Linked DNA regions of Mus musculus: all the other regions are linked to region 2. The links are chromatin loops, found by intact Hi-C in ENCODE. Cell type or tissue: heart. All regions are shown on one strand. Links, peaks and the distances in the headings refer to the core of each region. The heading gives the core; the rest is flanking DNA.

Region 1 (5,959 bases), core at 1-4,000, 150 kb after region 2:
AGAAACTGTATCTTCAGGGGCCAGCAACACAATCCTCCAGTATTCCCCAGCTTCTCCGGAGGCCCTTCAAAAAGGCCAGGCAACTCCCCTCCACTCCTCTTTGCCTTCATCAATCCCTAGAAGGCCATTCAGTTTCCCTCCTCCTCCCACTTCTGAGAGGGTCTTCTGTTGGCTCTTCCTGACTCGAAACCTCACCTCCTCCTGAATGCCATTCATGGTTCCTGCAATGACATTTGCTGACTTGGTCATACACCTGGACATTTGTTCCTTTGATAGGGAATGGAAACCAGGACTGGCACCTACAAACACTGCCCCTCAGCTAATCCAAGCCAACAGGGATCTTGTTTCTGTGCCTGCTTCTGCTCACTGAGCAGGAAGCAACAGGAGAGTGAGATCCAAGTTCTTTGGGGCATCTGCGCTTAGCAGGCTCATTTAATGGGCGATGGGCAAATGCAAACGCTCACCAGGCTCATCTGAACCGTCCTTACAGTCGCAGTAGTCGTCGTTCACCTGATCGAATGGGATGGTGGCTGTGCCGTCCAAACAGGTGAAAGGTTTAGATTCTTCATAGAAGTGATGGTCTGGTGAGGGAAACAAGAAGCTCTGCTCAGATCTTAAATAAATATTACCTCTGTCCCACTCACTCACCAGCTGAAATGCTACGGGAAACGGAGGAAAAAGGCTGAAACGCCCCTCCCGATGCACAAAGAAGAGACTCACTGCTGAGGGAAACGCCCCGGGGTCTCTTAACTTCTACAGCCCAACAGAGGGGTAGTAGTAGTAGCAGCAGCAGCAGCATCCCGTCCGGGCCGAGACCGGAAGTGTGTTATGCGGCAGGAAGATACGCGATGGCCTCTCACTGTAGGAAAGAATGAAGAAGCATCTAATCATTGGGAGAAGGCAGCTTACCCAAGACCGGCCTCACCACTGCTTCCGGAAAAGGAGGGCACAATCGGAGTTGGAAGTGCAAGGGCAAGGGGCGTCTCTCCGCCCCGAGCCAGTGGAAGAGTCTCAAAGTGAACTCAAAACCATAGGTCTCTCGGTAAAGAGGTGAAATGGGCAACTCCCGCCAAAGGTTCAAAGGATTTACGATCCCTCCACACCACCCACCCTGCTGCAACCTATAAGAAACTAGGGTGCCTTCCTCCCATCGCTACTTCATCACCTACGCGAGGTAGAGGCAAAGGTCAATAGCCACCACACCAGGTTAGCTCAGCAGCCACGGTTCCTGCAGTAGAATAAGAGAACGGAACGCTCCGGATACGTCACTTCCGTTTTGCTCATCCCTCTTGGCGAACGGCAACTCCGGGACGCCATGTTAGGAGTGGCAAGAGTGCGTGTGCGGGCGCTGAGGCGGCCATCTTGAGTAGGAACATGAAGACCTAACCTTAGAACAGATCGGAAGTGTAGCGCTTAATGGCGGCGTAACGTGCCTCCATCTTGGGAGTGGCGGGTTACTGGCCACTGCCAGCGAACACGCAGGCGTCACGTGACCGCTACGCTCGCGCCTCTCTTTCGCTGGGCCTCTTTGTGGGACCGCCCCTCCGAACCGAGTCAGCCAATAAGAGCAGTGGAGTGTAACGCGGGCGGTTTCCTTGGGAACGTGGGCGGGGGGAGGAAGTTACTTAGCAACCGGGAGATGCTAAGAGGCCCGCAGCCAGGCAGTTAGCAGAAGTGCATTCCCAGAGCCTAGGGAACCAGCGTTTAGGATCCTGGATTATAGAGGCCAACTTGTAGTTATTCTCCTACCCCTTAGAGGCTTCCCGACCTTAACCCGATCACCATGACGTCCCCCCTGTGCTGGGCAGCCGCGACCACCACGGTGACTAGCCCGGAGCAAGCTCCAGCGCCCTCTTCCAAAGCCAAAGGCAGTAAGGTTCACCGAAGCAAGTCTATGGGCCGGGCACAGGCCTGGCCTGCACATCATCCCAAGTCAGCAACCTCCTTCCATGCAATGAAGTCTTCTGTGCACGCACAGGTGCTTGAGTTACAAAGAAAAATCCAACTGTTAGGTAAGTATGGCTGCAGACTGCACCGAAGGATCCGGGATCAACCGTGCCCACCAGGTCTTCTGAGTAGGCGCTATGTGTTTCTCCAGCACGAGTCTATGTGACCAACTTGAAACAAACACTCAAATCTTATCTTTCTTTCCCATTTCTTTGTACTATTACCTCTTCTAATGTGCATATGGGTGAGTGAAAAGCACAGATTCTAGAGTTTGTTTTTCTTTATTTATTGTTCTGTTTTGCGTTTCTGTGGGCAGAGTGCAGTACTCTCAGATGCCAGGAGAAGGCATTGGATCCCTTGGAGCTAGAGTTACAGGTGTTTATGAGCTGACCAATGTGGGTGCTTGAGACTAACAACCTTCCTCGCTCTGCAGGAGCAGCAAATGTCCTTAACCACTGAGCCATTATCCCTCCCACCCAAATTTTATTTATTTATTAAATTATTTTTGAGAGTTAGCCTCATGTGGCCCAGGCTAGCTTGAACTCAAAGGAGACCTAGCTCCACCTTTTTGGGTGATTGGCATGTGCCACCATGCGGGCATCATGCGGTGCTGAGGCTGGAACCCAGGGCTCTATTCATGCTACTCAAGCACTTTGCTGAGTTATATCTTCAGCCCAAAGAGAGTTTGTTTCTCTGGGGTCTGAATCCTTGCTCTGCATAAAAGTTGTTTGATCTTGGGGAACTTAGAGTCATCTAATTGTACTCAGTTTTTCCACCTGTAAAATGGGCATAGTAACTGCACAGGTAGTACTTGACATTCATAAAATGCTCATATAGTGCATTGTTAAGTAGTAGAAAGTAAAAACTAGTGGCTTCCCTGGAGGGGGAGGAGATAATGCTGCCCTTCCCAGAGACTATTTAGCAATGTCTGCAGACTTTTTTATCATTTTGCTGAATGCAGGAGGGTACTACTCCAGTTTATTAGGCATAGGCGAGGAGAAGGCTTTACATGTTATTAGGCCTAATACAGCCCCCACAGCAAAGAATTATCAAGACCAAATATTGCTTATGCCACAGTTTGGAAAAGCCTACTGTGATTTTGCTCATATTATTAAGAAGAAATCTTAAACCTGATAGTGGTGACATACGTCTTTTTTCTCAGTACTCAGCATGCAGGAGGCAGAGGCAGGCAGATCTCTGAGTTCAAGGCCAACCTTGTCTATAGAGTGAGTTCCAGGACAGCTAGGGCTACAAAGAGAAACCCTGTCTCAAAAAAAAAATGAAAATAAATAAATACATAAAAAATAAAAATACTGTAAATTAGACATGGTGGCCCATGTCTGTATTGAACACTTGGGAGGCTACGGTTGGATGATTGGCATTCGTTTGAGGACAGTATTGAGTATCTAGTGAGTTAAAAGCTAACCTGGGCTACAGAGTAAGACTCTGTCTGAAAAAAAAGAAAGAGAGGAAAGAGAGGAAAGAACAAGGAAATGTAGGTCGGCAAGATGTCTCATCAAATGAGGACATTGCTACCAAGCCTGATGACCTGAGTTTAGTCTCCTGGGACCTTGAATTTCTGATCCTCCTGCCTTTACCTTTCTCATGCTAAGAGAAAAAGGTATGATCAAGCATGCTACCTGATTTATAGGATGCTAGAGATTGATATTTTTATCCCATAATAAAAGAAAGTTAGGGGCTGGAGAGACAATGTTGTTGGTTCTGTTTGTTTGTTTGGAGACAAGGTCTCTGAAGGTAGCCTTGGCTGCCCTGGAACTTGATTTGTAGGCTTGGCTGGCCTTGAATTTAGAAACCTGCCTGCCAAGGTCTTCTGAGTGTTGAGGCTGAAGTCGCGCCTCCACACCGGATTGCTTATTCATTTTGTTCTGCTCATTGCTCAAGATCACACTCAGGGCCTCATACAGACGAGGCATGATCTACAGCCGTCACTATATGGGTTTGCTCTTTTAAAAAAATACTTTTTTATCTTATGCGTGTGAATGTTTTGCCTAAATGTATGTCTGTGTACCATGTGTGTTCCTGGTGCCTTTGAAGGTAGGAAAAGAGTATCAGATCCCCTGGAAATGAAGTTACAGACCATTGTGAACTGCCTTGTGGGTGCTGGGAATCAACCTCTGGTAAAGCTGGCCTCTTAACTACTGAGCCATTTCTCCGGTCCCTGATTTTTGCTTTTTGTTTGTTTATCTTTTGTTTTCTGAGACAGGATCTTATTGTATAGCCCTGGCTAGCCTCCAACTCACAGAGATCTGCCTGCCTTTGCCTGCTAAGTGACCCACCACATCTATTTAGCTCATAAGGTTTTTGATTGATGTGGAATACTTATACATGTTTATGGGATGCAGAGTTGTATTATAGAACACTGTATCATAACTAGATTGTGGTAATTGGCGTTGTCATCATCAGACATCACTGATATTATTGTGTGGGGCATATAATCCTTTGTATAGCTATTTGGAAACACATGAGATGTTTTCTGCTGTTATTATTCTACTATGCCTTAGGGCATCAGAATTCATCCCATGTGTACCCTCTCTCAACAGTCAGGGACCATTACACTGGCTTTGTGGTGTATACCAGGAGGCTGAGACTGAGGCTGAGGCAGGAGGACCCAGGTAGCCTGAGCTACGTACTGAGACCCTATTTAAGGAAACCAAGCAAAAGATGGATTGCAAAAGAGTTTGAGTACCAGGAATGGTGGGGCACACCTAGCATCTCAACACTTGGGACTTGGAGACAGAAAGATCAAGAGTTCAAGGCTAGGGCTGGTGAGATGGCTCAGTGGTTAAGAGCACTGACTGCTCTTCTGAAGGTCCTGAGTTCAAATCCCAGCAACCACATGGTGGCTCACAACCATCCGTAATGAGATCTGACACCCTCTTCTGGTGCATCTGAAGACAGCTACAGTGTTCTTAGATATAATAATAAATAAATATTTTAATTTAAAAAAAAAGTTCAAGGCTAGCCTAGGCTACAAAAGTGAGTTCCATACCAGCCTAGGCTATAAGAGACTTTCTCTGAGAAAAGCAAGACCAAAGAGGGTGATGGTGGTGGAGAGATGAGAGTACACAATTGTGAGCACTTGCTTCAAAATCCTGCAGAGCAGAATTTCAGTGTGAGCACAGAAGCAGCTGGGTGTGCCTGTAAGTGCCGGTGACCTCAGCTGCTGGCCGGGTAGAGAACGGAGCTTCACTGGGACTTCTTGACTTTCAGCCTAGCAGATGTTCCAGCCCCAAAGTCACAGAGAGACCCCCACCTCCAAAAGGAATGGGTGGGAGACCAGAGAGATGAGTCAGCAGGGAAGATACTGTTCTTACAGAGGACCCAAGTGCAGTTTTCAGCCCCCATACACATGCACACACACACTTAGTTTAAGATCTTAAATTTTAACAATGTATATTACTTTGTTTTAATAATGTATATAACATTTGTCCATCTGTGTGTGGGTCTATGCATAGAAGTGTATGTGTCCAAGGAACCCAGACGAGGAAGTCTGATCCCCTGGAAACGAGGTATAGGCAGCTGTAAGCCACTCAGTTGGATGCTAGGAACTGAAGTCGGATCCTCTGTAGGAAGAGCCCTGGATCTTAACTGCTGAGCCATGTCTCTCCAACCTCCGAAATAGAATCTGTAAAAAAGATAAAAGAATGGGCTAGAACACCAATGTCATTCTGGTCTCCAAGTGATGGGTGTATGCCCCACCCCCACCCCATACATGTGTGGATGCTCTCACACAAACACACTGCTCTTTTTCCACTCCTCATCCTCCTTCTCTTCCTCCCCCTCCTCCCGCTCCTCTTCTGTAAGAGTCTGGGTCTGTAGCTCAGCTAGCAGGGTGCTTGTCTGGCACACTCCAATCCCAGCTCTGCATGACTTGGATGTAATCTGACAGGTGCACAGCTGCAATCCCAGCTCTTGGGAGGCAGAGGGATGGGGAGCAATACCCAGCCTTGGCTATATGACAAGTGTGTGGCCAGCCCAGGCTACATGGAAC
Region 2 (6,039 bases), core at 1,422-5,421:
GTATGTCCAGCTTCCAGATATTGGTTTTTATATATGGCACTACTCCACTCAGCTCCTCTGGGAGGAGTCAAACCTAACACTTCACCATTGACCTTGAAGCGGAAACAAAATCCCAAATTATTTTTGACAGTCTCACTATGCTGGCCTGGACCCTCAAGAGATCCACCTCTGCCTCCCAAGTGTGTGTGTCACCACTGCCTGGCTTCCAAACAACTAACTTTTAAATGAATGGGCTAAAAAAAAGACAGTCCTTAGGGCCTGGGTGCTTGGTTGGCAGAGTGCTGGCTTGGCGTTCCTGAAACCCTGGGTTCCTCCAGCACCACATGAATGGATGTGGAGCTCTTGCCTATAAGTTTAGCACTCAGGAGGTAGAGACAGGAAGGTAAGGAGGACAAGGTCTGCCTCTCACAGCTTGAGGTTCCCCAGAACTAAATGAGAAGGCAATAGGCGGGCAGAGAGATGGCTCAGGGGCTAAGAACATGAACTCGCATCCTTTATGGATGATCTGAACACAGCTCCGGTAGCCTACAACTGCCTGTACCCCCAACTCCAGGGACCCATCACTTGCATGGCCTCCTTGGGCACCCACACTCACATGCGCATACCCACACACAGACACACAATTAAGAACAAATCTTAGAAGAAACAGTCTTTGGATGAAGGCTGGTCGTGTTCCTCTCCCATAAGACATTTTATTGAAAAGTATTTTTCAGCTACAAAAGAATCTGCAACAGCCAGGAACCTCCGGCCATGCCCCACTCCGCAGGCAGCCCGAGCAGGAGGGGCCTCGGCTCCCCTAGTTATGTCTGAAGAGCTTCAGGCCCATCCATGTCCACAGATGGAAGAACACGTACACAGGCACGGTGACCGGCAAGAGCAAGCTGTAGAAGCACAGGCTGCTGGCGCTGGTGCAGCCCTCTGGGAAGCCTTCCTCCACGGAGGCGGAGTAGAGCAGGCCTGCCAGCGAGACCAGTGGGATGAGGACGGTCATGGTGGGCAGGGACCGGATCATCTTCCTCCCTTCTTAAAAGGTTAACTGTCTCAAGAAAACTCAGTTGTTTGAAAAGTTCTGTTCTCGTGCGGGTGCGCTCTTGTCTTATCTTCCCCTTGTCCCGACTCCTCATTCACCCAGGCATGCTTCCCAAGGGCACGCAGAAAGTCCAGGGGTCCCAGGCCGAAGGTGCCGGCTCCTCAGCCTCCGCGTCACACGCAGCGGTTACCAGCGACTGCAGACACCACCTGTGTCCCTCGCAGCGCAGGCGAGAGGTCTTTTAACTGTATGAGAAAAATGCAAGATGACAAGATGAAGGGCAGGCGACGGGAAGGGAGAGGAAAGGATGGGGAAGCAGCCAGTACCAGCACTGAGTAGGTTAGAGACAGGATTGCTGGAACCGGCAGGCTGGCCTCGAACGTTGTGATCCTCCTGCATCAGCCTCCCCAAGCCACCACATCCGGCTAGAAAGAAGCCTTTAAAAAAAGGAGTGTCCTCCAAAACTGCCTATAGTGACCCCCATCAGAGGTATCAGTATTGAGGAGGCAGTGACAAAAGAACGGCTGCCAGACCATGCTTAAAACACTACAAGTGTCATGAATTACTTTGGGAAGTAAGCAATTTGAAAAACAGAATGAAGGACAGGTGGACTGATAATGTTTTTGTGAACTGGGGAAGCGGAATGCGACCTACAAATCCGGGTTCGCTTCAGACATCTGAGTGAGGCTTTCTATACGAGGACTGGCTGGGAACCAGCACCAGAACCTGGGGCCAGGTCACGAGCCACCCGCGGTCAATGCACAGACCGAAGACAGCGCCATCCCTTGGGCGCAGTCGCCTCGGGGACCAGAAGGGGCAACGAGCCCGCTGCAGTCTCTGACCGACGGAGGGACAGAGCCGAGCCGAGCCGAGCCGAGCCGAAGAAAACCGAGCCGAGCCGAGCGGGGCAAGACAGGACAGGGGGAACCCGGCCGAACCGAAAACGAACCAGCCAGACAAACGGAGTCGGCGGCGTCCATGGCGCAGACGCCAAGCTGGCGCGAGTCCCGCCCCAGCCGGTTTCAACAGCTCCTCCGCTCGTATTTCGAGACCCTCAACTCACCGTTTGCAGGCCTGTAGGAGTCCGGTCCCTTCGGCGCCTGGCGGTGACAGTCACCGCCCCACGAAGGCGGGACAGCCCGGCCAGCCGCCCAATCAAATCCCTGCAGGGGCGGGGTGAGGAACCCAGATCCCGCGATGGAGCCGGTCCGCGCGTGCTCATTGGACAGTTCACCTTGCCTTCGCTCCCAGGCTCAGGCTCCGCCCCCGTGGTCTTGATTGACGGGTGAGGCCAGAAAGACTCTGAGAGCACCGGATAGCTAAGGATCCCATCGTCTCTGGCTGGGCGTCCCCTATGCTAGTCCTGCTGGAAGTAGGAGAGGAACGTATTTGCCACAGTTTATTCATGGCGCTCCAGAGCAGACAGTGGGGTCTTTCTGCACTGAAAAGCCTTCCCCACTTTTTTTTTTTGGTTTTTCGAGACAGCCCTGGCTGTCCTGGAACTCACTCTGTAGAACAGGCTGGCCTCGAACTCAGAAATCCACTTGCCTCTGCCTCTGCTGGGGTTAAAGGCGTGCACCACCATGCCCGGCTGCCTTCCCCACTTCTAATTGATAAACTTGAATCCTGAATCGCACCTGGCCTCAGCCACTATCATCTATCCTCTTAAGCAGCGGAAAGATGACTGATACATTATTTTACGTATGAATCGGTAAATGGCAAAATAATAGTTTGTGCTGATGAGATGGCTCAGCGAGTATAGGCGTTTCCTGCCAGGTCAGACTACCTGAGATCGACCTTCCGGTACCCACATGGTGGAGAACTATTTTCCTCTGACCTCCACACATGTATTGTGGCACACCTGAGTGTACTCCCGCAAAAAGTGCAAAATGAAGTTTTAAGAGAAAATGTAGCCAAGCACACTCCTAATCCTAGCACTCCTTAGGCAAAAGCTAGCGGATTTCTGTGAGTTCGAGACCAGCCTGGTCTACATAGCAAGTTCCAGGTCATCCGGACTACATAGTAAGACGATGAGTGTGTGTGCCTTGGGGTTGGGGGGAGGGACGGTGTTCGTAAATGCTGTCCACGGGGCCGGCCACTGCCTTGCCTAGTGAGGCAGTGTTATCTCTGATCCCAGCGTAAAGAAAAATGAGGCTGAGCTAGGATTCTGCACAGTACTGCACAGGAAGCTCCATCCCTTAATCTTCCCGCAAGCTAAAAGATCAGAAAGTTTTTCTTCTCAGAGGTAAGTAGTGGTATAGAGTCCGTGCAGCTTCTGTTGCAACCACAAGGTGGCAGGAGAGAGCTGAGGACAAACCATCCTATGGTTTACACAGAGCAAGTAACAAACATTTTTTAATTTAAAAATTTAAAATCGGAACAAAAAATAGCCAGCAAGATAGTTCAAGAGGTAAAGGCACTCACTACACACGCCTGTGAAAAGGCCAGTATTGGCGCAAGATACCCAAGACCAAGTTCTTAGCGTAGAGGGGTTTTGCCCCAAAGTTCAAAGGGCAGGGAATAAGAGCCAAAGACAGGAGATAGAGGATGAGGGAGAAGGGGGGTGGGGGGGGTCACAACAGACAGGATGATGACAGCACAGCAAAGGACTGCCTCTGGGTAGAGGGGAGAAAGACGTGGTGCACAGGGAAATGGCGGTTTAAAAAGGTAAAGAGGAAACCCCGTGTTAGGACAAGGTGTTTTTTGTTTTGTTTTTTCAAAGGTTTACTTTTTGCGGGGCAGTGGTGGTACGCGCCTTTAATCCCAGCACTTGGGAGGCAGAGGCAGGCGGATTTTGAGTTCAAGGCCAGCCTGGTCTACAGAGTGAGTTCCAGGATACCCAGGGCTACACAGAAAAACCGTGTGTCGAAAAAACAACAACAACAACAACAACAACAAAAGATTTACTTTTAATGAATATGAGTACACTGTCGCTCTCTTCGGACATACCAGAAGAGGGTGTCAGAGAGATGAGGGGCAGACAGCAGAGGGGTCACGATCTATCATGGAGGGACTTCATTGCAGAGACTCAAGGCAGAAGTTTGAAGCAGAAACCACGGAGGACCACTTCTTACTGGCTTGCCTCTTCTCCCACACTCAGACAGCTTTCCATGTAACCTAGGCCCACTTGCCTAGGTTTGTTACCGCCCACGATGGGCTGGCCGCTCCTATATCAGCTAGAAACCAAGAAAATGCCCCAGAGACAGTCCCACAAGCCGATCTGATGGATGTAATTCTTCAATTGAGGACCCTTCTCCCCAGATGACTCTAGTGTGTACCAAGCTGATGGTAAAAACCAACCAGCAGGATGCATATGCACCTGGCCTACGTCTTGCACACACTTTACCCTTTTACAAGTAAGGGCGTTTCAGTCTAAGATTTTCATTAGAGCCTCTACAGTCATGGTACCTTTAAAAATGTCTTTCTCAATTGCCATTTCCCCCTTTCTCTACTAGCTCTCCTTAACCTTTAGGTTAATTTTTTAAAATATTTTTTAATTTATTTTATGTATATCATGTGGTTGATGGGAATTTGAATTCAGGACCTCTGCTCACTCCGGTCAGCCCTGCTCACTCCGGCCTAAAGATTTATTTATTATTATATCTAAGGACACTGTAGCTTTCTTCAGACACACCAGATGAGGGCATCAGATCTCATTACAGGTGATTGTAAGCCACCATGTGGTTGTTGGGATTTGAACTCAGAACCTTCAGAAGAACAGTCAATGCTCTTAACTGCTGAGCCATCTCTCCAGCCCCCTCGGTTAATATTTTAATTGTCACAGCTTGCCTGGTAAGTGACAAGATGAAAATGCATTCTTTTTTAATTTAAAGGAATTGTGTGACTATCTCACAAATCTGTAATTAAGTTCTTCCTAAATTGGTGACTTATATCTCCACATAGCAGCTCACAACCACCTGTAACTCCAGTTCCAGGCCATGTAACGCCTCTTCTGGCCTCTTCGGGCATTGCACGCAGTACACAGACATGTGCAGGCAAAATGCCCATATACATAAGCAAATCTATAAAACATTTTATTTCATTTGTTTATTTGTGTGTGGACACACATGCTTCTGTGCCACATTGAGCATGGAGAGGTCAGAGGAGAATTTATGGCAGTCATTTCTCTCCTTTCTTCATGTGGATCCCAGGATTCAAACTCAGGTTGTTAAACTGGCAGTGAGTTCTTTTGTCCACTAAGCATCTTTCCAGCTCCAGTTCTGATTCTTTCCTTTTGAAGATTTTCAGAGATTTATATCTTAGACTCTGCCTCCTGCTGCAGCCCCAGATTAAGGCTTTCCTATGTTATGGAATCTGCTTAGATCCAACACAACTCAAATACCAGGTCAAGGCGATGACAAAATTATTGTAATCAAGCCACTACTGAGTGATCAGGGCCAGAGATCAGACCCGTGAGCTGAACTGCAACCCTGGAGGAAAGTCGCACAGCATATTTAAAGGACAAAACCGTAAAGCTAGGTAAGCAGGGTAGACTGTGGCATTGCTCAATCATATTTGACATAAGGGGTTAGCAAGGGAGTTTCCACTAATCAGGATAGGAGTTGGATCCCAGGCCTGGGAACTTGAATTTAGTTTGAAGCCGACAGCAAGATGGAGAAGCTGTCCTTGAGATAGCTGAACTCAGACAACTGTCTCCTTATAAGTTATCTGAAGGTGGAGATTTCTGGTTCCTTTGGAGACTCAATTGTGTCATGCAATGTTTTTCTGAAAGCTGTCTTAATGACAGGATGTTTTTGCTGAAGCAGACACATGGGAGAATATTTTGCTGAAGCAGACACATGGTGTTTTTTTCTGGAAGCTGCCTAGAAAAAGAGCATGTGATGTTTCGCCAGAGCGAATGCTTGTGAGAACATGTGGTTTTTGGAAAGGGTATAAGTATAACCCAACAGACAGTGGAGGGCACTGTGTGGTATTGGTTCACCTTGCCATCTATGCTGATCAATGTTTATCATGATTTCATAAAGAGAAATGCATCAAAGAACTTCTGG
Region 3 (6,039 bases), core at 1,220-5,219, 260 kb before region 2:
AAGAGGGAGAGGAGAAGAGAAGGGGGAGGGAGTGGAGAAGGGGAGAGAGAGGGAGGGGAAGAGGGGAGGAAGAAGGAGGGGAGGAGAAGAAGGAGAGGGGAGGGAGAAGGGGTGGAATTGGTGAGGAGAGAGAGTTATAAGAGATGAGCTAGAACTAGATGTGGTGTTGCAACCTGTAATGCCAGCACTCAGGAGACTAAGCCAAGAGGCCACTCTGTACCATGCAGAAAAAAAACAGGAAAGAAAGGGACAAAGGGACAAGGGACAGAGGGAGGAGTGAGAGAGGAAAGAAAATAAACCTTTTCTGACTTGATGCCATTTCTAAGCAACATTCTTTTTTTTTTAATAACTTTCACTTCTGTGTCACCTCACCCTCCTGTTAGCAGTTTCACGAGGATGTCATGTCTAGATCACAGAACGTCATGACTAAGTAAAACTCGGGTACCATACAAAGTGATTTTACAAACAACTGCTTCAGTTTTGGAATGTAAATTGCCACTTTAGTCTACATTTATAGTTTTTTACCATACTTGAACTTCTGATTCTCTCCCTCCACATCTTGGGTGGTAGGGTTTTAAGTGTGCACTACCACACCTGGATTAGCTGGCACTGGGCACCAGAAGCAGGGTGCTTGCATGCTAGGCGAGCACGCTCTCAGCTGGGCCATCCCCAGTCCCCCAGACATGTATTTTGGGACAGGCACTCACTTAAGTTAGCCAGGAAGACCTGAACTTGCATCTCCCTGCTGCAGCTTCCCAGTAGCTAGGGTTCCAGGCCTGTGCCACCAGGCTGGCATATATATTGCTCTTTCAAAGCAAAAAGAAAAAAGGTCCACATTTTCATCAGTGTTCTTATTGCAATCAAGTTCTACTGGCAAGAAAGGGGCAGGGGCATCTGAGACACTGCAGAGTGAGGGGAAGTCTGGATAGTACAGATCTGTTTCTCAGCTACACTCTCCATAAAGGTTCTGGTTGTCCCATTTATTGATTGACAGATATGTCAGCACGAAGCCTACACAACAGGAGAGCCTATATAATAAATTAACAATACTAATACTAATAATCGCTTTGTAACAATGGTGAATGTTTAAAAATACCAGAAACAAGTTTCCCTAATGCTAGTGTTTCACTGCCAAGTTACCTACATCAGAAAATGCACGACCACGAAGGTCTGCCACTTGTAGTCCATTAAATTCTGGTGAAAGAACTGATTTAACAAGAGTAGGTGTTCAGTTTAAAAAGAATCCATCTGCAAACCCCTGGCTCTATAGGAATACAGTCTGTACTGCAGACTCTCAACATATCTGTTTCCTAATACTATATTTTAATCATATGCCATACTAATATTTTAATCATTCTCTCACCACAATGACTTTCAGTTTGGGGGAAAATAATTTTAATTGGTGTAGTTTCTAAACCCAGTGACTCACGTGGCAACAGAATCTATTGTCTTGCAGGCAATGATTTTAACTGGATGATAGGGAGAGTATTTTGCCACCCACAGGGCATTTTTGGTTGTCACAATTCTCTGTGTGTTAAAACAGTCGCTCACAATAAAGAATTAACTCCTTCAATATTAAACTGCTGTGGCTGAGAGGCCTTGTTCTATATCATAAAACGGACCGGAAGTTTTCATTACCTTTGTTAGTGTACATAAGAATGCATTTCTTTCTGGCATCTCCTGTTCGATCCTGGTCTCTAGTAAGCAAGTATCCCATCAGCCCGACTACGCAGCTGCATGCACACGGACCACTGAGTCATCCTCATATTTGCCACTCTTCTGCCAGGCTTGATGTTTTAAAGCAACGTTTTGACATTGTATTGTTTTGGGAGTTTTGTTTGTTTGTTTTTAGAGACAGGGTATCAGTGGCTGGTCTGGAACTTCTGTAGACCAGGCTGACTAAGCTCACCTGCGTCTGCCTCTGATAATGTGTTTTAAGGTGAAAGAGTTATATCTACATCAAATCACAATTTTAAAAAGCCTAATGCCAATTTAAGTGGCCTCTAAGATCTTGGCTTTTATAACTGCATGTCTCCTGTCAACATAACAGTGGAATAGTCTGTAGGTTATCGCAATCGCACAACAGTAGGTTCTGTGTTTTATAACACTGAACAGCAAACAGTGTAAAAAAATTAAGATGAGAAAGTAGTTTCACTTAAAAATAATTTAGTTTTTCAGTTTAAAAAGTTCTGCAATAACATATAATGAAAGGAGTTTCAAAGTACCATAATGAAACCTCTTACTTTGTATGCTAACTTAAAGAATGGTTTTAGCTATTGATGTCCATATCTTAGCACTGGGGAGACTGAGGCAGGAGGGTCAGGGGTTCAAAACAACTAATTTGGAAAATTGGTCTACTGGGTACTGCAATAGCCTGAAGCTAAAAGTTCTAGGCTTATTTTTGACTCTACTGTGGGAATTAGCTATTTCCCTTTATTCCGTTGTTTTGGTATCTGTCCTGCAGAAATGTTTTCATGCAGAATCAAATGCTAGGAAAATGACTCTGGAACTGTTTAATATTATTAAAGATTTAAATAGGGCTAATATGCATATCTATTCAAAAATGAAAGACAAACTTTCCAACCTTGGATCTAAACACCTGCTCTTATTAATAACATCAATTCAAAATGTTTGCTAATAAATGCAAACAAAAATACACAACATACACTGAAATGTAGAGATGTGTTTTCACAGCTGATTTTTTTTTTTTCTGAACATTCTAGAAAATATAACACCTTACTACACACCTAAAATGCTCTGGAATCGTATTGGACTCTACACTCTCTAGATTGCACAGCTCTTGCCCCTCACCTCTGCTGGGCTAGGGCTGTGCGACTGCACCTGGTCTTCCGAGTCCCAGACCCAACGGTCTCCACCCGCTGCAGCCGCGCCACTTGGGCCAGCAGTGCCTACACTCACCCGTTACGCGAATAGACTCCAGCATCGTCCCGCCAAGGCCAAGGCCAAGGCCGGCGGGCCGCACCGACGAAAACTCCCGTAAGGCAGCTCGAGACCAGATGGGGCAGGACTGGCAGCGCAAGGTGGAGGACCACGTCTTACCCAGAGGCTGGAAAGCGCTCTGGCGGTTCCACCTAGTCTCAGAGCTAAGAACCCGCCACGGTGACGTCGCTGCAACCCCGTTGCTAGGAGACGATCCTGCCTTCTTCCCGCACTCCACGCCACCAAACATGCTCGCCGCTGGAGGCGCTCCTGCGACTGACACCCTGCTCGTAGGGAGAGAAGGGAAGCGAACTACAACTCCCAGCGTGCACAACGCGGACCCGTGCAAGGAGCTGGTCCGCAGAGGCTGGGGTGTTTGTGTGGGGAGGTCGGGATCTGTATGAGGCTCAAAGGGCTTCATTTCATGATGGTAGAGGGAAATAGAAATGGTGTAATAATTCTGAGTTTTAGTTGACCAGAGCAAATTCAGACCCCTGACCTTCCAGCTAATTTACATGGTATGAAATAAATAGGGCGATTTTAGAAGAAAAAAATGGCCAGGTATGGTGGCACACTCCTGTTATCCAAACACTTGAGATGTGCAGCAAAGATGATCAGGGGTTCAAGACCATCATTGCTATATAGTGAATTTTGAGACCATCTTGACTATACAAGAATGTCTAAAAAAAAAAAAAGAATAAAATAAATAAATGCAATATTTAATTTAAAAAGGAGATCTGGAGAAATGGCTCAGCAGTTAAGAACACTGACTACTTTACAGAGGACTTGGGTTTGTTTCCTCATGGCAGCTCACAACTACATGTAACTCCACTTCGAGAGCACCCCATCCCTCTGGCTCTCCCCAGGCCCATACTCGCAAACACTCATGAAATACACACAATTTTTTTTAAACTGAATTGAAAAAGGAAACAGACTGTGGGTGTAGCTCAGATGGTGAAGGGCTCTCTTTAGCATTCAGAGACCCCTGAATTTAATCCCCAGTACTATACAAACCTGGCCTGGTGGTACACATCTCTAATTCCAGCATTCAGGAGGTAGAAGCAGGAGGATCAAGATGTTCCAATTCCTCTATAAGCTTGAAGCCACCCTATATTATATCTATATTATATTATGTATATATCTGAGGTTGCATAAAGGGGTTTTGAGAGGGAGAAGTTGATAGTGAATAATTAAATCATAAATTTACTTTAAATCTATTATTTGTATATATAGAATTTTACCATTTTAGAATATGAAAGCTAATTTCACACTGAGATGGATGTGCTTGTTTATTTTTACATAAATAATCTCAGCTGAATATTTAATAATGCAGGGCACAGAGTATCTTCAACACAGTTCTGTGCGTGTGTGTGTGTGTGTGTGTGTGTGTGTGTGTGTAAGCACTTGTATGCCTTGATTTATGTGTGGAGGTCAGAGGACAACTTGCAGGAGTCAGTTCTCTCCTTCCACCAAATGGGTTCTGGGAATGGAACTCAGGTCGTCAGCTTGGTGGTAGGTGCCTTTACTGCTGAGCCATCTCACCAGCCTGCATCTTCCACATTTTTCAGAGGTGATTTTTCTCTTTCACTTTTATAGTTGTCAATGCTGAGAGTACCATTTTACATAAGCTCACAGGATAAACTCACAGAAGTATGCTTAGTGATTTTCAGAATGTTGGAAATTCTGTCCTAATCCCAAGACAAGGTTCATTTCAATCAAGAAAGAAAACTGGAATCAGCACATCCTTTGGCAGGGACACAAGCTTCATGTAGGCTGACCTAGTACTCACTACACAGCTGAGGAGAACTTTGAACTCCTGACCCTCCTCTCTCCTCAGCCACTTAAGTGCTGGGATTACAGGAGTATACAACCTCACACAGCTTTTAAAAAATTGTTCTTAAAGATTATTTTAAAAATTTAATGTGGTCTTTAAAAAATTATTTGTGGGTAGAGTGTTTCCTTTCATGTGTTCCATGTGTGTGCCTAGTGCCCATAGAGGCCAGAAGAGGGCGTCAGAGTCCTCAAAACTGGGATTATGGATAGCTGTGAGGCACTGCGTGGGCGCTGCAAAATGAACCCAGGTCCTCTGCAAGAGCAGCAAGTGCCTTTAACTACTGAGCCAGCCCTCAGCCCTTCAAATGCCAACGTTTAAAGCAAAACATTCTAAACCAGTACACTCATAAGATATATTAGGTACTTACGTGCCGGGGAGTGGCGGTGGAAAAATACTAAAAGCCTTTGTCTCCATAATTAATCCATCACGTTATGTTTCCATAAGAGCAGAAAACCTTATATAAGCACTGCCACTCTTAACATCAAATCGTGTAGAATTCAAGCTCAGGTGTTTCAGGTAGCATTCACTTTCACTAGTGTTGATGGGTGACACCATATACAATAGAAAATACATATTTTGTGTTCAGAGCCAAAGCTGCAGTGACATCACTTGCTGCAGTGCCGGTGAGTACTGCCCAAAATGCTCCAGAGGGATTCAATACATTTGATTCGGAATCAGTGTTTTGGCCTGAAATGTTTTACTGTTGACAGAAATTTTCCCAACCCCCACATTCAGTTACATGACCCCATCTGGCGTCTCAACCCTCAGTTTCTGAAGCTGAGTCCTGGATGATCCTGTAGTCTCACCATGACTCAAATCTGTTTTCAAAACCCAGTGGCCAGAGGGATCTTGCTGCCACGGGATCATGCCACCCTGCTCATGAGCTACCCGGGAGGTTCTTTATGACTTAGCTCTGCTCAGCTCTTTGATGTCATCTCCTACTATGCTCTCACTGTTCTAGAGATGCACTACGTACTGTTTTACCACACGTCCTTTGTTATCTGTAAGTCTTCCTGCTTGGAATACTCTTCTTCCTGATTGTCTACAGAACACCTTCCTCACTTCCAAATGTCACTCTTCTGAAAACTACACTACTTAAAGTTCCTTTTCGTATTCCATATGCCCTTTCTCAGCTTTATTTTCCCTTAGCATTTTTTCAGCGTTTTTTGACCTATGGTTTACTGGATTTCATCCCTATTTTGTGTACCCATTCATAGGACAAGCAATGTTTTGTTTTGTTTTGTTTTGTTTCCTTTAAGGCTATA
Region 4 (6,039 bases), core at 950-4,949, 180 kb after region 2:
AATATCTGTTTGCATGTTTAGTTATGAGACCTGGAATCTGACCTGGTATCAGAAAATCCAACCACAGCCTGGGTATAGAGGCACATACCTGTAATCACAGCACTTGGGAGGTGGAGGCAGGAGGATGGAGAGTTAGAGATCAGCCTTGCCTGTGTAACCAGACCTTGTCTTTAAAACCAAAACAAACCACGAAGTTACTATAACAAAGGAGCTGTGATTGGGAGATGACAGCAGTGGAGTGTGGCTGCTGACCAGAGCTCCCCTCTCACCCCTAGCGGTGCAGGGAACTACGAAATTTCTCTTCATTGCGAGCGATCCTGTCCGCCCTGCAATCTAACCCCATCTACAGACTCAAGCGCAGCTGGGGAGCTGTGAGCCGGTGAGTTGGATGTCATGCACAGTATGCCCTATCCCAGGTGCCCCCCTCCCCACTCCCACCCCCGCTGAGCCTGACTGTGCCCCTCTCACCCCTACAGGGAACCGCTGTCTGTTTTCAGGAAACTGTCACAGATTTTTTCTGATGAGGATAACCATCTCAGCAGCCGAGCGATTCTTTCCCAGGTATTAGGAACCCCCGAATTCAAGGGATTCATATTTGTAACAACACCACTTGGGAGGCTGAGGCAGGAGGATCACTGTGAATTCGAGGTCAGCCTAGTCTACACAGCAAGCTAGCCAGGGTGATATAACAAGACTAGTGTGGAACTATGTGAGACTGTCTCAAATATCCCAAGAGTATGGAGATGGGGAGAGGGGCTCAGTTGGTAAAAGCTGGCTGGCAGATGTGGAATTCCAGCAGCCAGCGCGGGAGGCATACACAGATGGACTTGGGCTCACTTGATAGAAATCTAGCCCAAAACATCAGTCTTCAACTTAAGCGAGGGACCCTAGCTCAAAAATACAAAGATCAATATAGGAAATGCTTGGTATTTATTATTTGCTTATTATCTATGTGTTTATTTATTTAATGTTTATGACTGCTTGCCTCCATGTATGTGTGTGTACCACGTACATTCATGGTACCTACAGAGATCAAGGAGAGCATCAGGTAGGTTCCCTAGAACTGGAGTTAGAGTCATAAACGCTAGAAATCAAACCCAGGTCACCTTCAAGAACAACAAATGCTCGTAACCACTGGGCCATCTCTCCAGCCCCAGGATACTTGATGTTGACCTCTGGCCTAATGTACGAGCATGAACACACACGCACAAAGGGCTGGGAACAGATCTTAATCATAGGTGTGAAGCCGGTATAATTCAGGTCAGGTGGTGTAGCCTCTAATCCCTGCATTTGGGAGGTGGAGGAGGATCAGTTGTTCAAGGATGGTTTTGGTTACATAGTGAGTTCAAGGGGTCTTGTCTCAAGACAAAACAAAATTTTTTTTAAAAAGCAGGGCCTGGTGGCACATACTTTAATCTTAGCACTTGGGAGGCTGAGGCAGGTGGATCTCTGAGTTCAAGACCAGCTTGGTCTGCATAGCAAGCTCCAGGCTAGCCATGGCTTAGGAGGCTCTGAGCCTAGGGAAGAGTCCTTCCTTTGGTGGTCTTGTCCGCAGCAGCCCAGCTCTCCTCTTTCCGGCTTGTTCTCTCTACTCACACTCAGTCTTCATTCAGCGAAAACCAAGAAGCTCAGAGGGAACGATTCCCTGCAGCTAACGTTATGGCCCGGCGAGGGGGTGGGGGTGGGGCTGGGGGGGCACCACGCTTGGGGAATTACCTTGATAAGCAGGGTTGTGACTGTGGGCCAGTATGTCCGACTTACTGTAGCAGGTGTCAGCTGTGATCAGAATCGGGAGTTTGTCCTCAGCGTGAATTCTGTGCAGATGAACATGGAGCTAGATTTCTGGCTCTGGAATATTCTGTATCCCTCAAGATAGGTGTGTGCTTTGCCCACTCGCCCCCTGCATGTCTCTCCCAAATGGCTCTCCCTTCAAGAAGCACCCCCTCCCATCATTTTCACCGTCCCCTTGTGTACCCAGTGCCCCTTGTTTCTGCTTTCCCTGTCATGAGTTATCTTGACTCTCCCATCTTTCCCTCACTAATGGTCAGACAGTTTGTCACCCTTGGCTAGTCAGCACTCAAAACAGCGCATGACAGCACAGTAGGTATTCAGTAAACACCAAGCAGGGCTGGAGCTGGGGCTCAGTTGGCAGAGGCTTACATCACATGATGAAGCCCTGGGCTCCATCCCCAGCACTGTATACAGTGGGTGAGGTTGGAGCCTAGTGGTGGTGGCACACACCTTTAATCCCAGCACTTGAGAGGCAGAGGCAGGTGGATCTCTGAGCTCCAGGTAACACAGACCAAGTTGCAGGACAGCCAGGGCTACACAGAGAAACCCTGTCTTGGACAAACAAACAAGACAAAAACCAAACCAAAAAAAAAAAAGGGTGAGGCTGTCCAGACCTGTCGCCGCAGCACTCAGGAGGCAGAGGCAGGAAGGTCAATTCAAAGTCACTCTGTGCTACAAAGAGACTTTGAGGTCAGCCTGGACTACATGAGATCCTGTCTCAAAAACAAAACAAAAATGGGGGAGGGGAGGAAGAGTCTTGTTAATGGATAGAAAGAAAATAGGTAGATAGCTCTCCTCTGTAAACATAAGACTCAGGAACAGAGAGAGGCAGGAGGATCCCACATTTACAACCAGACTGGGTTACAGTGAGACCTTGTCTCAAAACAAAATTAGGGGGAAATAAAATCAAAACTGAGATCTGGGGAGCCAGAGAAATGGTCAGTGGTCAAGAACACTTTCAGCCTTTGAGGGGACCCCAGTTTGTTTCCAGTGTTCACAACCACCTGTGACTAAGCACCTGGGGATCTGATGCCCTCTTCTGGCCCTTTGAGGTACTGCATACACACCGCTGCCACCCCTGCACCCGCTGCCACCACCACCACACAAAGAACCCCCAAACAAAACAAAACCTTCTAGTGAAAGTGTGTCTCAGGTGAGGGGCCTTCAATGGGCAGAAAGCCAAGCCCCTGTGTGACAGCCATTATTTCTAACCTACAAGAACCAAGCACACCCCTGCCCTCCCAGGGGACTCCAGTCCAGATGGGGACAAAACAGACCTTGCTGTTCAGAAGTGTGCTCAGGTCCTGCCAGAGATCCCCAGTCGGCAGTTCTAAGTAGACTGGGGACAAACATTTTCTTCCTGTCCACTCTGGTCTCGCCCTGACTTCCGGCTTTAACTGTCCATAGGCTAACTCCACGCCCCGTTTGGCATTAACAACCTATTTGTGATGTTCTTTTGTTTTAAGACAGGGTCTCCTGTAGGATAAGGAGGACTTTGAGCACCTGATCTTCTTGCCTCTGTGTGGGGTGCCGGGATGACAGGAATACACTGACACAGGCAGTTTATGCACTGCATGGGATGGGACCCAGCCCTTCCCACTACAGCCCTAGCCCCCGGCTTGTGACTTACTTGTGTGTGTGTGTGGAAGGATGCTCATACCACAATCTGCTTCTGGAAGTCAGATTGGTCCTCTCGGGTGGGTCCTGGAGATCCCACTTGGGTTGCCAGCCTTGGCAGCAGGCCCTCCTCCTTCCTGAGCCAGCTCAGCTGCCTCCATATGTGCCTCCGTGAGAAGTGTCAAAGTGGGCCTCGGATTCATGTAGTCTTTCTCTTCCTCTCAGGAGGAGACCACTGAGGATGATGACTGCCCCTCAGGAAGTCTGCCATCAGTAAGCAGTATGGTTCATGATGGGGATCGGGGTGAAAGGGGAACTCTGGGGGAGTGGTGTGGGGTCAGTGATGCCCATGAATAACTGAACCTTTGGGGGTTGCAGAAACTGCCCCCGGGTCCTGTCCCCTACCTTGGCACCTTCCTCACAGACTTGGTTATGCTGGATACAGCCTTACCGGATACGTTGAAGGTTTGACCTCCCACCCTTGACTCTTGACCCCTGACCTATTATCCCCAACACAACAGTTCTCCAGACATCCAGCTTTGATCTAGCTTGAACTCATATTTCCCTCCACCCCCGCTTACCATAGAGACTTGTGCCACCCTAGCTCTTAAGCTTGACTTTTGACCCTTGACCCTTGACCCTGGATACTATAGCTCAAGCCAGCTTTGCCCCCTCAGGGAAACCTCATCAACTTTGAAAAGAGGAGGAAGGTAAGTGGGAGGGTGTTGGGGATGGGTGAGATGCCCAAGGGTGGGAGGCAGGCTGAGGCAGGATCTCAGTAGACACCCCCCCAGGAGTGGGAGATCCTGGCCCGAATCCAGCAGCTACAGCAACGCTGCCAGCGCTACAGCCTGAGCCCCCGCCCGCCAATCCTGGCTGCACTTCGAGCCCAGCGCCAGCTCAGCGAGGAGCAAAGGTGACCACTGAAACAAGTCCACGTCACTCATTCAACCCACCCTGCCTTCCCTTCCAGAAATATTCCAGGCCCCATCTTGAAGGCAACTCCACCCCAGGACCTTTCTTTTCTCCCGCCCGAAGGCCATCACCCTCCTCCAACCCTAATCCTGACCCACCCTACACTCCGGTTTTAGCCCTTACTGTTCACTTTGCCACTCAGCTTGACTGTCCCAACTGTTCTGATCTTGTTATCCAAATCTGCAGCCTTGATCACTCAGTCCTAGTCTGAGGAACTCTCTCGCTGTCCAACTCAGTCAGCCCGTTGCTTCCACTCACGTCCAGTTGATCCCCCGAATTACCTTACCCTGAACTTTAGAGCTGGCCTGGTTCTGCTCTGGAATCTCTGCTTTATTTATCACTTTCAGTGCCACACACATGCCGGGTGTGACCCCTATGCCACAGCCACAGCCCACTGGGGGACTCTAGCCAAGCACTCTATGTATGAGCCACACCCCTAACTAATCTCACCTGTGAATGTTTTGCACCCCACTAACCAAACAGTTCACCGCATCTGTAATGCACCCTGATACCCCAGTGATTCCCATTTCTAACCTGACTTTGACCCAGGGCTCTAACCCCTCTCCTCCTCACCCCAGAAGTGGTTCACATCTCATTCTAACCGTTACCTCCTCTGCTTCCTGAACCTCTCTAGCTACCGAGTCTCCCGTGTTATTGAGCCACCAGCTGCCTCCTGTCCCAGCTCCCCTCGTATCCGGCGACGCATCAGCCTCACAAAGCGTCTCAGTGCGTGAGTGTCGGGATGTGTAGGGAAGCCATGTAGGTAGAAACTGGGGCTATCCACTCCTGGAGGTAAGACATCCCTTGTCCTTACCCTAGGAAGCTGTCCCGAGAGAAGAACTCATCTCCTGGCGGGAGTCCCGGGGATCCGTCCTCACCTACCTCCAGGTGAGTGTCTGAGGCAGAGGGGACTAGAGATGCCAGGACAAAAGACACGCCAGTCCTCCCAGTCTGATTCTGTGTTTTTACCAGTGTGTCTCCAGGTTCACCCCCATCCAGCCCTAGAAACCGAGAGCCTCCTCCTCCGGGCAGTCCTCCAGCCTCCCCAGGGCCTCAGAGCCCCAGCACCAAGGTACCAGGACAATCTGTGATTTTATAAAGGACTGGGGCACCCAAGGCTCAGAGTGTGTGCATGCGTGTGCGTGCGTGTGTGTGTGTGTGTGTGTGTGTGTGTGTGTGCGTGTGTGTAGAACTGCAGGTATGTATCACAGAGTCTGGCTGCTCTCTGTTGCTTTATCTGGGAGACTGGACATCTCCACCGCCAATGAGCAATCACCTACCATTCTGGCTTCTCCTCAGTCAGTCTGACCTGGATCCCCACCTATCTGCAGGCACATCAGGAGTGATCACTACAACTTTTTTCCCTAATGAGCAGTACTCCAGCTAAATGTATGTAGTACAGGCCTGTAATCCCAGTAATTGGGAGTTGGAGGTAAGAGGATCATGAGTTCAAAGCCATCTTTGGCTACATTATGATTTTAAGCTCCATGACATCATGTCTCAACAACAACACAAACAAACAAAAAGTACTGGCATTGAATCTAGGACCTCATAAAGGCATTATCACTGAGCCGTGCCGTAGGCCCTCACTGTCTTGAGACAGGGTCACATTAAGTTGCCCAGGCTAGCCTTGAACTTCTACCTGAGCCTCTCAAA
Region 5 (6,039 bases), core at 1,106-5,105, 84 kb after region 2:
CTGGAGGCTGGGTACTTTATAAAGAAAAGAGCAGCCAGGCACAGTGGCTCCTGTCTTTAATCCTAGCTCTTGGGAAGCAGAGATGCCTGGATCTTTCTGAGTTAAAGGTCAGCCTGGGCTACATAGTGCTTCAAACAAAACAAAAAACCACTGACGGGCCAGGTGTGGCCCGTACATAGGGAGCTCTATGTCAGCCAGAGCTACACAGGAGTCTCTGCCTTATTCCCTGTTGGGATGGAGCTGGGGGTATGGCTCAGTGGTAGGACACCTGCTTTCCTTGTTCAAGGCTTGTGGTTCCATTCCTAGTGAGTGACAAAAGAGAGAAACTTGGCTTTATGCTGTATGCTAGGCAAGCACTCCCCAGCCGAGTCAAGCTCTTGATACCATCTGAAGAACTGTTACTTTCTGTCACTGCCATTTTTGCGCATGGATAAACTGAGCTATGTAGGTACAGTGACTTGGATTAGCTCACTGCAGGCTGAACTTAGGCTGATGGCTTCTGGGTAAACTCTCAGTGTTGGCACTCTGGTCAAGCTGGCTACAAAGAAGCAGAGAAAGGCTACTTGTAAAGACGTGGTGCAGTCGCCCAGGAAGCACCCCTTCCCTCCCTTTGCTCTTAGGCTCCCCTGTAGAGGTTGGGGAGTCACCGCCCTGCTCTTCTTTGCAGATGTCTTTGCCCAGTGACTCGACAGGCATGGAAGATCCCACACAGCCTCACATTGTAGGTAAGGCCCCAGCCTATCCCAGTTTCTGCTGGATCCCTCTGGGCCCACTAAATGAGCTCCTGGGCCTTTTGCTGCTAAGGCACCAACAGGTTCTCATCTCTACACCAGGAATCCAGAGTCCAGATCAGCAAGCTGCCCTGGCCCGCCACAACCCATCCAGGCCTGTTTTTGTTGAGGGCCCCTTCCCTCTCTGGCTTCGTAATAAGTGTGTCTACTATCACATCCTAAGAGCTGACCTGCCACCTCCTGAGGAAGAGGTGAGTTACTGGCCAAAGCATTTGCTGCCAAGCCAGACCACCTGAGTTTGACCCCCAGGGCCCATGTAGAAGGAGAGATCTCACTCCTACAAGTTGTCCTCTGAATTACACAGGGGTATGCATAAATGTTTACCCAAAAAAAAAAAAAAAAAAAAAAAAGGCAAGGCAGGCCGAGCTCTCTGAGTTTAAGGCCAGCTTGGTCTACACAGCAACTTCCAGATTAGCCAGAACTACAGATTCTGTGTTGGGGGTGGGGCTGGCACTGTCCTGAAGGCTCAGCTGAGGGACAGGTTTTGTGTTCTGGCCTCTAATCCTGCCTGCTCTCTTGCCTGAGGTAGAAAGTAGAGGAGATCCCAGAAGAATGGGAGCTGTACTACCCACAGAAGCTGGACCTGGAATATTCAAGGAGTGGTTGGGACGACTATGAGTTTGACGTGGATGAAGGTAAAAGCAGGTCTCAACACAGCACATCTGTGTGGTGGCCATTTGTCCACGCTCCACAGGATGAGGGGTCATATGCCCCCCAGGGTACCTCTCCTTGGCTACTCCCTCTCCCCTTTGTACTATCTTTTAAGGAGCATTCTATACTGACTAGTGATGTGACCAGAATACGCGCAAGCCTCAGGTCAGCAGGGAACAGTCAAGTTATATGTGGGGAGTTGGGAGGAGGCACATGGTAGCCTCCAAGTTAGGGCTCAAACTTAGTCTCTTGATAGTATCTGAGCAGCGGGTGGCATGGCCAAGGGAAATGTAGAACATTTATGTGGCACAGGGAGCTGGCTGTGAACTCATGGAGGTGCTCAGAGTACGTCACAGTGGTGAGACACAAACTCTTCTCCTAACAGTGACAGAAGGCCCTGTCTTCGCCATGTGCATGGCTGGTGCCCATGATCAGGCAACATTGATCAAGTGGATCCAAGGCTTGCAGGAGACCAACCCAACCCTGGCACAGATCCCAGTGGTATTCCGCCTGGCCAGGTCCACGGGGGAGCTCCTGACAACTTCAAGGCTGGAGGGACAGTCCCCTCCCCACAGTCCTCCCAAGGGGCCTGAGGAAGATGATGAGACCATTCAGGCAGAGCAGCAGCAGGGGCAAAGTTGAGTCAGATAGAGCTGGCATGAGGAGAAAAGACTGGGCTGGTATGAAATAATATGGAGAAAATAAAAAAATCAAAACCTCTTCCCTGGCCCTGTGGCTTCCCTTCGTATGTTCTGCATGGGCTCTTTTGGGTTTACCACCTTGGGACCCTTTTTTAAACTTGTCTTTTCAAAAATTCCATTTATAGATGGGCGTGGTGGCACACGCCTTTAATCCCAGCACTCGGGAGGCAGGCAGACAGATTTCTGAGTTCGAGGCCAGCCTGGTCTACAGAGTGAGTTCCAGGACAGCCAGGGCTACACAGAGAAACCTTGTCTCGAAAAACCAAAAAAAAAAAAAAAAATCCATTTATATATTTATGGTATGGGAGGGATGTGTGGAGGTCAGAAGACCATTTGCTGGAGTCTGTTCCGATATATGACCCTGTGAATCTCGGAAATGTAACTCAGATTGTCAAGTATGCCAGCCATCACCTTACCTGCAGAGCCGACTTGTTGGCCTTTAAAAACATCTTTTAAATGTATTTACCTTTATTTTATGTGCATTGGTGTTCTGCATGTATATATGTTTATGTGAGAATGGTAGATCTTGGAATTACAGACAGTTCTAGCTGCCATGTAGGTGCTGAATTTGAGCGCAGGTCCTCTGGAAAAGCAGTGAGTGCCCTTAACCAGTGAGCCATTTCTCCAGCCCTTTTGAAAAAATCTTTAATCACATTGCCGAAGAATTCAATAGAGAGGCAAGGATTACCTGAGTTTCAGTACCCAGTGCCTCTACCTCCCAAATAACTGACTTGTCAACAGAACGCACTTCCATGGCCTGGGCCGGACGGACTACGCGCATGCGCAGCTATGGCTAGTTGTCCCCGTTTGGCGCCGCGGGCAGAGAAGACCCTGTGAGAAATCTCCCGGCGGCGCAGACTAGGCGCGCCACTTCCGGTCGAGGCTCCTAACAACGGGGGAGGCCGGTAACCAGGGAGGGGGGGATGGCGGAGCGGGCTCCAGAGCCCGGGGCGGAGGCGGAGGCGGGCGCAGGCGGGGAGGCGGCGGCAGAGGAAGGCGCGGCAGGCAGAAAGGCGCGGGGCCGGCCGCGGCTCACCGAGTCGGACCGGGCCCGGAGGCGGCTCGAGTCCCGGAAGAAGTACGACGTGCGGCGCGTGTACCTGGGCGAGGCGCACGGCCCCTGGGTGGACCTGAGACGCCGCAGCGGCTGGAGCGACGCCAAACTTGCCGCCTACCTCATTTCGCTGGAGCGTGGCCAGCGTAGCGGTCGCCACGGGTAAGGGGGCGCGGGGCCGGGAGAGGGAGGGAGGGAGAGAAGAAGCCGGGGGAGGGACGAAAAGGGCAGCGGCCCCGCCCCCGGAGCGTGAAGCCCCACCCCCGGGCCGCCTGGCGGCCCTCGGTCTCGGGCTTAGGCAACCCAGACCCCTCACGCGCCTCCTCGCGGCTCCGCCTCCGACCCATTGACTACCCAATGCAAGCCTGTGCCCCACCCCTCTGCCCGCCTTCGGAAGCTCCGACTGGCCCGTCTGAAGAGTCGACCCGCCTCCACTGGCCTGGCCTGGGGCTGGCTCTCAGGTGTAAACCTCCAAAGGTGCTGGGCACTCTGATTTTCTGCGTATGAGTGCCTTGCCTTCGTGGATATATGTGTACCACGTGCATGAACTACCTGCAGAGGTCAGAAAAGGGTGTCGGATCCCCAGAAACCACCATTGTGAACCACCATGTAGGTTGTGGGAACCAAACCCGGATCCTCAACAAGAAAGCAGCCTTAACCCAGCCACCTGTTTCAACAACCTTGTCAGGGTTACTTGTGTGCATCCTGAGTGCTGGGACTAAAGGCATGTGCCAGGCTTGGTGTGAGGGCACTTTTATTCTTGTGTATGTGTGCGTGTGTGGTGTATGTAGGCCCACATAAGGAGGTGGGAAGACAGCTTTGCAGAGCTAGTCCTCTTCTACCACGTGCCCTCTAGGGATCAGACTAAGACCATGAATGGTTCACCACGCTGTAGTTGTCAGACCTATTGGTAAACTGTCATGTGCAGCTTGCCACACTGAGAAGCAGGCTCTGAAAGTGTAGATGGCCTCTCCTGTTTGAGACTCAAGCATGTCTCTCTCAGTGTCCTCCAGGAAGAGACAAGGACAGCAGAAGTGCCCAAGAGTAAAAACCCCATGCCCTTAAGAACAGCTAGAAGGTGGAGCATTTCCAATAGAGGTTACTCCTGCTGTCTCACAGTGCAGGTGTCCACAGTGGGAAGACAAGCTGGATGCTAAGCCATGGAGGGAAAGCTCACCCTGGGACTCCAGCTGTTGCCCCAGCTTCCCCAGCCAGTAGCTGCATGGTGTGAACACTGGATTGGATATTATCTGTCTGGTTTGCACAGACAGTTCCAGCCAGCCAGGGCTGCATAACGATACTCTATCTCAAATAAAATACAAAATGAAAATAGAGAGCATAGAAAGGGTTTGGCCCATAGTAAGGGTTCAGGTGTAGCGTGTTCTGCTCTTGTCTGCACTCATCTGTATGAATGATTCTTTAAGAGTTGATTCTAGGCCCTGAAGAGGTTGGATCAGTAGTTAAGAGCATTTGTTGCTCTTTCAGAGGGCCTGGGTTTGGTTCCAGTCACCAGCATTGTGGTTCACAACCATCTGTAACTCCAGTTCCAAGGGATTCCATGCCCTCTTCTGACCTCCAAGGGCATCAGGCAGGTGCAGAGACATGAATGCAAGTAAAAACTTATGCACATGAAATAGTAAAATCATTTTTAAGAAGTTATCCAGGCATAGTGGCACATGCCTGTAATTCCAGCATTTTGGAGGCAGATGCAACTAGAGCTTTTTGAGTTTGAGCCCAGCTGGGTCTATATGTTGAGTTCCAGGATAGCCAGGGCTACACAGAGAGACAGAGGTCTCAAAACAAAAACAAAAAACAAAAATACATTGATTCTTAGGGGCAATAACCAGCTAGGAGCAAGGGGTATAACTCAGTGGTGGAGTGTCTCATGTGTGAGAAGCTCTGGGCGCACGCTCTCACACACACACACACACACACACACACACACAACCCTACTAGTTGGGCATATGGCTCCATCAGTAGCTTGCCCATCCTTCATGAAGCTCTAGATTCTTTGCATATTTGTAATCCCAGCACTTCAGAGGAAAGTGTTTGACACATGGTAGTGGAAGGACGCTCCTCCCTCAGGTTATCCTCTGCCCTCCATACACAAGCACTATGGCACATTCCTTACCCTGTAAATAAATGAGTTAACACGTTCTTTTTAAACCAGGAAACCTGGACACAGAAGCATGAGTGGTAAGGGTAGGCCCTGGGCAGCCAGGGAGGAGGAACCTGCAGTTGTCCTCCTGCTCTCCTGCCTGAGTGCTGGGCTTACAGGCGGGAGCTACCACATAGGTTTGTGTGGTTCAGGAAAAGGAAACCTGGGCATTGTGCACTCTAAGTATGTGCTCCAATATTTTGCCTTTTTAAATTTTTTTTTTTTTTTAAAGATTTATTTATTTATTTATTTATTATATGTAAGTACACTGTAGCTGTCTTCAGACACACCAGAAGAGGGCGTCAGATCTCATTACAGATGGTTGTGAGCCACCATGTGGTTGCTGGGATTTGAACTTCGGACCTTCGGAAGAGCAGTCGGGTGCTCTTACCCACTGAGCCATCTCTCCAGCCCCTACTTTGCCTTTTTGAAACAAGGCTTTCCTATATAACCTAAGCTGTCCTTTTCTTGATATAGTCCAGACTAGTCTCAATTCAAGATCCCCACACCTCTGCCTTCTGAGTGCTGGGGAGACAGGCGTGCACCACCTCTCCTGCATCTGTAACGTTTCTAATGATTGACACAAAGGCTGACTACATCCGGGGTATGTGTCCCCCAGGGTAGGCATGGTCCCCTCTCAGCATTCCTTCCACTGTCCCACATCCCATCTACCAGGGACCTCTG

Evidence for each region. A loop is a pair of places that touch in the nucleus more often than their neighbours do. Peaks named below come from ENCODE experiments on the same cell type or tissue, not always from the same donor. Only the 100,000 strongest peaks of a DNase experiment are listed, where the experiment ranks them.
Region 1: a loop joins it to region 2, with 2.3 times the contacts of the local background. A loop is called at or near these places in 2 of 42 quality-filtered maps.
Region 3: a loop joins it to region 2, with 2.9 times the contacts of the local background. A loop is called at or near these places in 14 of 42 quality-filtered maps.
Region 4: a loop joins it to region 2, with 2.7 times the contacts of the local background. A loop is called at or near these places in 22 of 42 quality-filtered maps.
Region 5: a loop joins it to region 2, with 4 times the contacts of the local background. A loop is called at or near these places in 27 of 42 quality-filtered maps.

Annotation. Positions count from the first base shown.
Region 1 is chr9:21,998,299-22,004,257 of GRCm38, reverse strand. It overlaps Ccdc151 (coiled-coil domain containing 151), which reads left to right and starts at 1,624. Exons shown (of 13, transcript NM_029939.3): 1 at 1,624-2,012. The coding sequence starts at 1,784. It overlaps Prkcsh (protein kinase C substrate 80K-H), which reads right to left and starts at 1,270. Exons shown (of 18, transcript NM_008925.2): 1 at 1,170-1,270; 2 at 721-859; 3 at 465-581. The coding sequence starts at 799. In heart, for the core only: a CTCF peak has its summit at 1,668; a DNase peak (open chromatin) is centred at 1,487; H3K4me3 peaks cover 2,103 bases; H3K27ac peaks cover 1,590 bases.
Region 2 is chr9:22,152,968-22,159,006 of GRCm38, reverse strand. It overlaps Pigyl (phosphatidylinositol glycan anchor biosynthesis, class Y-like), which reads right to left and starts at 2,161. Exons shown (of 2, transcript NM_001082532.1): 1 at 2,094-2,161; 2 at 652-1,275. The coding sequence starts at 1,012. The coding sequence ends at 797. In heart, for the core only: CTCF peaks have their summits at 1,820, 2,075 and 3,311 (motif pointing right); DNase peaks (open chromatin) are centred at 2,166, 3,076 and 3,186; H3K4me3 peaks cover 1,749 bases; H3K27ac peaks cover 1,296 bases.
Region 3 is chr9:22,408,630-22,414,668 of GRCm38, reverse strand. It overlaps 9530077C05Rik (RIKEN cDNA 9530077C05 gene), which reads right to left and starts at 3,122. Exons shown (of 7, transcript NM_026739.3): 1 at 2,920-3,122. The coding sequence starts at 2,944. In heart, for the core only: CTCF peaks have their summits at 3,204 and 4,891; a DNase peak (open chromatin) is centred at 3,198; H3K4me3 peaks cover 891 bases; H3K27ac peaks cover 594 bases.
Region 4 is chr9:21,975,024-21,981,062 of GRCm38, reverse strand. Rgl3 (ral guanine nucleotide dissociation stimulator-like 3) reads left to right here. Exons shown (of 19, transcript NM_023622.4): 8 at 276-379; 9 at 477-561; 10 at 3,634-3,681; 11 at 3,787-3,873; 12 at 4,086-4,118; 13 at 4,203-4,324; 14 at 5,018-5,113; 15 at 5,203-5,271; 16 at 5,356-5,455. Among named protein-coding and RNA genes, the nearest start is that of Rgl3, 11 kb to the left of the region's middle. In heart, for the core only: a CTCF peak has its summit at 2,824 (motif pointing left); no DNase peak of the experiment used is centred there; H3K27me3 peaks cover 879 bases.
Region 5 is chr9:22,068,369-22,074,407 of GRCm38, reverse strand. Zfp653 (zinc finger protein 653) reads left to right here and starts at 3,032. Exons shown (of 9, transcript NM_177318.3): 1 at 3,032-3,359. The coding sequence starts at 3,067. It overlaps Ecsit (ECSIT signalling integrator), which reads left to right. Exons shown (of 9, transcript NM_001253897.1): 6 at 668-725; 7 at 834-982; 8 at 1,321-1,426; 9 at 1,828-2,162. The coding sequence ends at 2,084. Gm16845 (predicted gene, 16845) reads right to left here and starts at 3,406. Exons shown (of 3, transcript NR_040407.1): 1 at 3,244-3,406. In heart, for the core only: a CTCF peak has its summit at 3,509; DNase peaks (open chromatin) are centred at 1,937, 2,987 and 3,527; H3K4me3 peaks cover 1,826 bases; H3K27ac peaks cover 1,757 bases.